2 separate regions of the Homo sapiens genome follow, and region 2 is linked to region 1. Evidence: read pairs that join two places in POLR2A ChIA-PET (ENCODE). Cell type or tissue: PC-3. All regions are shown on one strand. Each heading gives the region's core, and the rest is flanking DNA. Links, peaks and the distances in the headings are about the cores only.

Evidence for each region. ChIA-PET counts read pairs that join two places held together with the same protein. Peaks named below come from ENCODE experiments on the same cell type or tissue, not always from the same donor. Only the 100,000 strongest peaks of a DNase experiment are listed, where the experiment ranks them.
Region 2: POLR2A ChIA-PET joins it to region 1 with 5 read pairs; 2 of 35 experiments call an interaction of 5 or more read pairs at or near these places.

The regions. Positions count from the first base shown.
Region 1 is chr11:27,800,588-27,804,996 of GRCh38, reverse strand. No RefSeq gene overlaps it. Among named protein-coding and RNA genes, the nearest start is that of BDNF, 100 kb to the right of the region's middle. In PC-3, for the core only: no CTCF peak of the experiment used is centred there; no DNase peak of the experiment used is centred there.
Region 2 is chr11:28,084,119-28,088,527 of GRCh38, reverse strand. It overlaps KIF18A (kinesin family member 18A), which reads left to right. Exons shown (of 17, transcript NM_031217.4): 6 at 1-4; 7 at 3,720-3,896. Among named protein-coding and RNA genes, the nearest start is that of KIF18A, 22 kb to the left of the region's middle. In PC-3, for the core only: no CTCF peak of the experiment used is centred there; a DNase peak (open chromatin) is centred at 1,747; H3K27ac peaks cover 1,462 bases.

The DNA of each region.
Region 1 (4,409 bases), core at 243-4,242:
AGTTCCTGGACAAGATAGATAGAGAAAAGGACCGGTATGGAATTTTATCCAGATTTTTTAACATTATTCCTAGTCTGCACTGGGGTTAGATGGGGATCATGGAAATGAGCAGCTGAAAAAGTGAATTTAACTTAAAAATAAACCACAGGCCTGGATTGGATGCCCCTTCCCTGTACTTTTCCTATAATTTACTTGTATTCTTCACAAGACTGAGGTCTGAGGGGGCAGAGGCTGTCTTGTTCACCATTGTATCCCTAACACAGGTCTGATATAAAGTAGGCACTCCACAAATATTTGTTAAATGGAAAAACCAATGAATGAAAGAAGGGAAACTTCTTTAGCACATTGAGCCATGTATCTGAGACTTCGCTTTCACATGGGGTCCTGTCTGCCCAGTCCACACTTCCTCTCACTTGAAGTTCTAGATACTCAAGTTTTAAACACTCCCCAAGAGATTGGCTGTCTATAAGACTGAGGCACCCAACTCTCCATTTTTCTACTGTTTTTTTTTTTTTAAATATGCTTTCCATAAAACAAGAATTAAAATGGGGCTAAGTCAAGAAGTCTCCTCATTAATGAAGTCCTAGATTCCCAGATACAGATACAAAGAAGAGTCAAACATAAAGCGCCTCTGTAAAACATCTAACAGAAATAAACAATTTTATTAAGGAAGCTGACCTGGGGAGTGTGTGTGGATGTGTGTGTGTGTGTGTGTGCGCGTGTGTGTGTGTGTATGCGGAGTGAGGGGTGTATTCCCAAATATCAAAACTGAGAGGCCATAGGAGAGATGTGTTTTCTAGAAAATCAAACTAGAAGTTCAGCTCCCAGAAGATAAGATCAAAGTTCTAATGCTGGATAACCTGGACTCCCATGGGATTATAGCATAGGCTCTGAAAAGGTACAGTTAAGTAAATCCCCCATTCCCATCTTCCTTCCTGACCCTACTATGAATATTTCACTCTTCAATATCACTGGCCTCCCTCCCTCTTCTGTGACCCATTCCTCCATGGCCTTGACATGCCTTTGCTATTAATTAATGTAATAATTAATACCCGAGCAGTTATTGGATAAGATAGGTAAACTATCCATCCCTCCTGGAAGTATTCAAAATTTGATAGGATAGATCAATGAAGGCCCCATAGCCTTCCAGCTGCAAAGGAATCACTCCTTGTCATTCCTCTGAGTAGCAGTGGAAGTGGGGGTGAGAAATATATTTTCCACACCATCTGGGCAGACATAGACTCTGCCAATTTGTAGGATCTGGGCAGATATGGATTCTGCCAATTTGTAGGGCCAGCGTTGGGAAACAATATTCTCTCTCTTCTTTTTTCTATCTCCTTCCTTCTATATCTAAATCAACAGTCGCTAGTTTCTACTATGCTTCTTAATGACATTTTATTCTATAAATACTTCCTGCTTAGTCCAAAAATGATTAGACAAATCAAACATGACTTACCTTTCTGGCTAATCTCATTAGAACTCATTCCAAATTGAGCAATTAAAAAATGGCACCCAAATTTTATCTCAGTTGTCTTCTTCCCTATAACCTAGTATAGTTCTGGGCAGAAAGGAGATTCTCAATTTATTCTTAATATATTGTAAGAAATTAGATTAACTGTCTCTAGGATAAGGAATGAGTTTAATTTAAGTAAATTGTAATTAAAGTACAGAAAAAGAACATATTAGTTGAAGAAGGATGATTGTAGGTTCAATTTGGAACCACAAAATAATCTGTCATTTTGGGGCAAATTATATAAATTGATTTTCTCATCTGCAAAATGGGGGTGTTAATAAGTAACTCACAGGGTTGTGGCAGGTCTTGAAAGAAAAAAAAATATGGGTCTGGGTGCAGTGGCCTGTAATCCCAGCACTTTGGGAGGCCGAGGCGGGCAGATCACGAGGTCAGGAGTTTGAGTCCAGCCTAGCCAACATGGTGAAACTCATCTCTACTAAAAATACAAAAATTAGCTGGGAGTGGTGGCACACGCCTATAGTCCCAGCTACTCAGGAGGTTGAGGCAAGGGAATCACTTGAACCTGGGAGGCAGAGGTTGCAGTGAACCAAAATCATGCCACTGCACTCCAGCCTGGGTGGCAGAGTGAGACTTCATCTCAAAAAATACACATATATATATATATATTTTTTAAATGCCTGGCACATAAAAGCTGTTCATTAAATATAAGCTATCTTTCCTCCTAAGCCCTAAAACTGTTTTGATATTGAGTAAGAGGTGTTTTTTCCCCCATAATAAATGTTATATCTAGACACATTTACTCCAAATTTCAATACAGCTGTATTCAGACCCAGACTTGTTTAAAATATCGTAAAAGAAGCATATATGATTTTCAATATGGGCTTACGCTGTACACATAAGACTTGGGCATTTGACTGTATGTAAATTATGTCTAAAAAATTTTTTTCTACTCTCTCACCTCCCCAAATAGTGGGATCATGTTTCTATTCTCTGGAAGGCCCTCTGACATCCTATCCGAGCCTCCAGCTGCAGATATGCCCCAGCTGGGAAAGGTGAAGACAAGGTGCTTAAATGTTTATGTACTGCATTTCCTCAATTATAAACCCACATTTTCTCATTTTAGTATTTCCGGAGAAGCAACTTATATTCAATGTACATTTGATACAGTGTTTCTTTTCTCCACTGCAGCCTCGAGCCACTCACCCCTCTATTCTCTGGAAAGTTACTCTTAAATTAACAGTGTATCTCTGGAATTTGTAAAACATCTTGGAAACAAGTTGCATTTGCCCTCAAGGAGCCAGTGAGATAGTTATCTGCTACCTGAATGTAGATAATCTAAGTATAAATAATAATGAATACATTTTGAGCGTTTTCTAGCTTCCAGGAACTGTTCTAAGGTGTTATGCATATGAATTCACTTAAGGCTCAAGACAAAACCTATTGTAACGGTAAGATCATTAACCCCATATTATGGATGAGGAAAGTGAGACTCAGAGAAATTAAGGAGCTTCCATAAATTCAAAATGTGTTAGTAGAGCCCTCGCAACATGGTGAAACCCTGTCGCTACAAAAACAATACAAAACAAACAAACAAAAATTAGCCAGGCATGGTGGTACATGCCTGTAGTACCAGCTACTCAGGAGGCTGAGGCAAGAGAATCACTTGAGCTTGGGAAGCAAGGCTACAGTGAGCCAAGATCATGCCACTGCCCTCCAGCCTGGAGGACAGAATCTCAAACAAAATAAAACAAAATGAAAACAAAAACAAACTAACTAAAAACCAAAGTGTGTAAATGGGAGAGCTGGGATTTGAATTCAGGCAATCTGGCTCCAGAGGCTATGCCTTTTACCACTACATCTCACTGCCTCTCTACATGAGATAATATCAATAATAGGAAAATTTAAGTGCATTTATCAAAGCCTGTAAACCAAAAATTCTGAATTCTAAGACCCCCCAACCATCTGAATGGACCCCTCCTCTCAGCCAAGGGCATTCCAAAGTTAACCTGCAAAACTTGTTCAGGCCATGATGGGAAAGGGGGAGTCAAACATGCCTCATTATACCCTCCTCCCTTTTGGAATTTAGGAAAAGCCAACCAGCATTAACATCAACACAGACCTTAAATCTGATAAGAAACATTTAGAATCTATTCTCTCTGAAGCCTGCTACGTGGAGGCTTTATCTGCATGATAAAACCTTGGTCTTCACAACCCCTTATCTTAACCCCGACATTCCTTTTTATTGAAAATAACACTTTCAACCAATTGCCAATCAGAAAAATTTTAAGTCTACCTATGACCTGAAAGTCCCCTCACACTTTGTCTCGCCCTTCCAGATTAAATCAATGTAAATCTTACATGTATTTGATTGATGTCTTCTGTCTCCATAAAATGTATAAAACTAGGCTGTGACTCAACACCTTGGACACATGTTCTTAGGATATCTCGAGGGCTATGTCTTGGGCCATTGGTCACTCATATTTGGCTCAGAATAAATCTCTTCAAATATTTTACAGAGTTTAACTGTTTTCATCAACAAGTCCATTGAGTGCACTGAGAACAAGGGGGTGGCATGTCATCATTCTGACCCCTGGGGGTGAATTGTCTTGGAATACACACACATGAAACCTAAACATAAAAATGTGGGGCTCGGCCGGGCGCGGTGGCTCACGCCTGTAATCCCAGCTACTCGGGAGGCTGAGGCAGGAGAATGGCGTGAACCCGGGAAGCGGAGCTTGCAGTGAGCCGAGATTGCGCCACTGCAGTCCGCAGTCCCACCTGGGCGACAGAGCGAGACTCCGTCTCAAAAAAAAAAAAAAAAAAAAAAAAAAAAAAAATGCGGGGCTCAGGAAGCACCTTCCATATTACAGTATAACTCTAGTGTGATTGAGACAAGAGAGGCCCTATGGAGGACTCCATTCATGGACTGGTCACA
Region 2 (4,409 bases), core at 123-4,122, 280 kb before region 1:
AAAGGTAGGCATTATATGTTTATTTGTTAAATAGTTTGAAATATTGAAATAGATAAGAAAGATACTATTTAATATGATTTTGTTTTAAAGGTCTGATATATATCACATTTCAAGGGTATATCAGTAATGTTAATATATAGATCAAAGACCTCAGAAAACCTAGTGTATTAAACTGATTTTTATTTCTTTTTTAATTTCCAGTTTTATAATGAGAATTGGTTAAATAGAAAGTAATGAATACCAGATTGATAGTTAATATTTTATGGTACATTCTCATCACTTATTTTGAACTTGGTTTTTAAAGTGATCACTACACAGCAAACATGTTAATTAAATTGGCATGAAGACAAACTAACCATATTTTTAAAAACTAAATTCTGTTGTTTAGTATTTTATATATTATAAAATAGGGTTAAGTATTAAAGAGTGTTGATTTTTTTTTAAGGGGGGTTTAAGTTATAAAATGTCATGAAATCACCTAATAAGGTAATGTTTACTAGATGCTTCTGGGCATATTTAAATATAGTTTACATATACCATATGCCAGAAGTGCTTACCTAGAACACAGTGTATTTCACAACATAGATATTTGTAAAAATGACATCCTTTCAAAAAAATTATAATATGGCAATTTAAGTTAAACCATACTCGAAAGCTTTAGCTTGTTAAACTGTTCGAAAAGCTCATCATTAGTCATTAGAAAAATGCAAATCAAAACCACAATGAGATACCATCTCATGCCAGTTAGAATGGCGATCATTAAAAAGTCAGGAAACAACAGATGCTGGAGAGGATGTGGAGAAATAGGAACACTTTTACACTGTTGGTGGGAGTGTAAATTAGTTGAACCATTGTGGAAGACAGTGTGGCGATTCCTCAAGGATCTAGAACCAGAAATACCATTTGACCCAGCCATCCCATTACTGGGTATATACGCCCAAAGAATTATAAATCATTACTAGAAAGACACATGCACACCTATGTTTATTGCAGCACTATTCACAGTAGCAAAGACTTGAAACCAACCCAAATGCCCATCAATGATAGACTAGATAAAGAAAATGTGGCACATATACACCATGCAATACTATGCAGCCATGAAAAAGGATGAGTTCATGTCCTTTACAGGCACATGGATTAAGCTAGAAACCATCATTTTCAGCAAACTAACACAGGAACAGAAAACCAAACACTGCATAGCAGGTTCTCACTCATAAGTGGGAGTTGAACAATGAGAACACATGGACACAGGGAGGGGAACATTACACGCCAGGCAGGGCCTGTCAGGGGGTGTGGGGGCTAGGGGAGGGATAGCATTAGGAGAAATACCTAATGTAGATTACAGGTTGATGGGTGCAGCAAACCACCATGGCACATGTATACCTATGTAAGAAACCTGCACGTTCTGCACATGTATCCCAGAACTTAAAATATAATTAAAAAATTAAATTTAATTTTTTTAAAAAAGCTTTGGCTTGTTAAACTGTTCAAAATGTTACCTTTGATTTAGAATAAGTATATTAAAATAATTGGAGCAGGTTTTTTTTTTAAAAAAAGGCAAATTACTGAAATCACATGAAGATTGCAAAAGCAAGATGTCTTTTATATTCTGAGTTAAAATCTCAAACTTGTAAGCAGACAGCATGACACAGAGACGGATTTTGTAAACTTAAGCCATTCATAAGATTTTTGCCATATGAACTAATCTATAATTTTTTAATAATGACTCCTATTGAGTCATTTGTGAGTCAATGTTTAATATATGTCTTGTACATGTAAAATCACTTAAAATAGCACCAGCAGTGCATATTTCACACTGTTTGGGAAAGACTGCTATGGTGGAAGCACATTGCTACTGAGAATTGGGGGAACTAGGACCTATTTCTGGCTCTTTGAACTACTAGCTTTGTGACCCTAGTCAAATCATTTCACTTTATGCTTAGCTTCAATTTCCTGTTTTGCAATATGAAAGGTATACATTGGATAACATTAGGTTGCTTTTAGCTTAACATTGTAAAGAATCTGTTCTTATATAAACATTCTACTTTCTGGAAAATTTATTTGTTACTTCAAAATCAGAAACAAAACTTAACAAAATTTATTTGTTACTTTTACTTTTTTCTTTTTAGGTAAAAGAAAATCTTGAAGTATTAGGTTCTTTTAGAACACTATAGTGATTTCAGGAGAAATGTCTGTAACATTGTAATTATAATTTATTTCATATCGATATTAGATGGTTATTTAAGGAGAAAAGTAGCTCTAAGCCATGCAGTTATTATTCCTCTAGTATATTTGTATAGGACATCTGTTTACTTTTGTGTTTTAATTTTTTTCAATGATTGGAAATATTTTTAAATAGACATTTTCAAATAGTTTTAGATTTACAGAAAAGTTACTAAGATGATACAGATTTTGTTAAATATGCTCCACACCTGGTTTTCCCTATTGTTAATTTTTTATATTAATATGGTACATATATCACAACTAATGAACCAATATTAATGTATTATTTTATTTTGAACTAAAGTTCATACTTACTCAGATGCAGATATTTTTAAATATGATATTTGTTTCATATATTCACTGAATAATCCTGTAAGATTCTTTGTCATCACCTCAATCACCAATTATAAGTCTGGATAAAATTGGGTAGCGCTTAAGTTCTTATAGTGAAGTGTAGGGTCAAGCCCTACGGGACTTGGCAGGTGTCCTCCCCGTGTGCGGAGACGAGAGATTGTAATAAATAAAGACACAAGACAAAGAGATAAAGAGAAAACAGCTGGGCCCCAGGGGACCACTACCATCAAGACACGGAGACCGGTAGTGGCCCCGAACAGCTGGGCGCGCTGATATTTATTGCATACAAGACAAGGGGGCAGGGTAAGGAGGGTGAATCTTCTAAGTGATTGACAAGGTGAGGCAAGTCACGTGATCATAGGACAGGGGACCCTTCCCTCTTAGGTAGCCGATAACAGAGAGAGAGATGGCGCATACATCCGTGTTTTCTTCTGTGCACTTATAAGAAAGATCAAAGACTTTAAGACTTTCACTATTTCTTCTGTTGCTGTCTACTGTGAACTTCAAAGAGGAACCAGGAGTACAGGAGGAACATGAAAGTGGACAAGGAGCATGACCATTGAAGCACAGCACCACAGGGAGGGGTTTAGGCCTCCGGATGACTGCGGGCAGGCCTGGATAATATCCAGCCTTCCACAGGAAGCTGGTGGAGCAGAGTGTTCCCTGACTCCTCCAAGGAAAGGAGACTCCCTTTCGCGGTCTTCTAAGTAATGGGTGTCTTCCCAGACACTGGCATTACCACTTGACCAAGGAGCCCTCAAGCGGCGTTTGTGCCGGCATAACAGAAGGCTCACCTCTTGCCTTCTAGATCACTTCTCACAATGTCCCTTCAGCAGCTGACCCCATACCCGCCGGTTATTCCTAGGTTATATTCGTAATGCAACAAAGAGTAATATTAAAAGCTAATGATTAATAATGTTTATAATAGTGATTGATAATTGTCCATGATCATCTCTATATCTAAGTTGTATTATGACTATTCTTATTCTAGCTATTTTTTTCATTATACTGAAACAGTTTATACCTTCAGTCTCTTGCCTCGGCACCTAGGTAATCCTCCCCCCACAGTGAAGTGCTAAAGTGGTAGCAGGTTTGCATTTAAATGTGGAAAATGACATAAGATCTCTTTTTTGTGCTTTCAGAGAAAGAATCAGCATATCCCTTACAGAAATAGTAAGCTTACTCGCTTGTTAAAGGATTCTCTTGGAGGAAACTGTCAAACTATAATGATAGCTGCTGTTAGTCCTTCCTCTGTATTCTACGATGACACATATAACACTCTTAAGTATGCTAACCGGGCAAAGGACATTAAATCTTCTGTAAGTCTGTTTACTCTGCCTTTGTTGTGAAGGTATTGTCTGCATATGATTTTTATAATTGTAATGAAAGTATTAATTCAGGTTATGTTTCTACATAATGAGTTAGGCAGCTGAGGGTTAGAAGGGTCTTTGCTAACCTGCTTAGTCGAACATTAATTTAGACGGTTAAACCATAAAGCATCTTGATTATATATATATATATATAATAGATACTATTATTCGATCTTTTGGGTACTATGGTACTTGAGTGGCTTTCTCCCTAACCTCTTTGATGTCATGGCGTATTGTATTTGGATGGCATCTTGGAGTAATCACTCAAAACTTGAACACATTTGTTGCAGCCCAGGATGATGCTCTGCTTTAGCTGAGAACCAAAACTTTCACCTGAAAATCTTGGATATGTTAGTTAAGCTTTCCAAGCCTATTATTTCATCTGTAAAATAGGTATAAAGCTTATTTTTTAAAAAGTCTTTTCTACATAATTTATAGTCCACATTCATGATGTTGATGTAC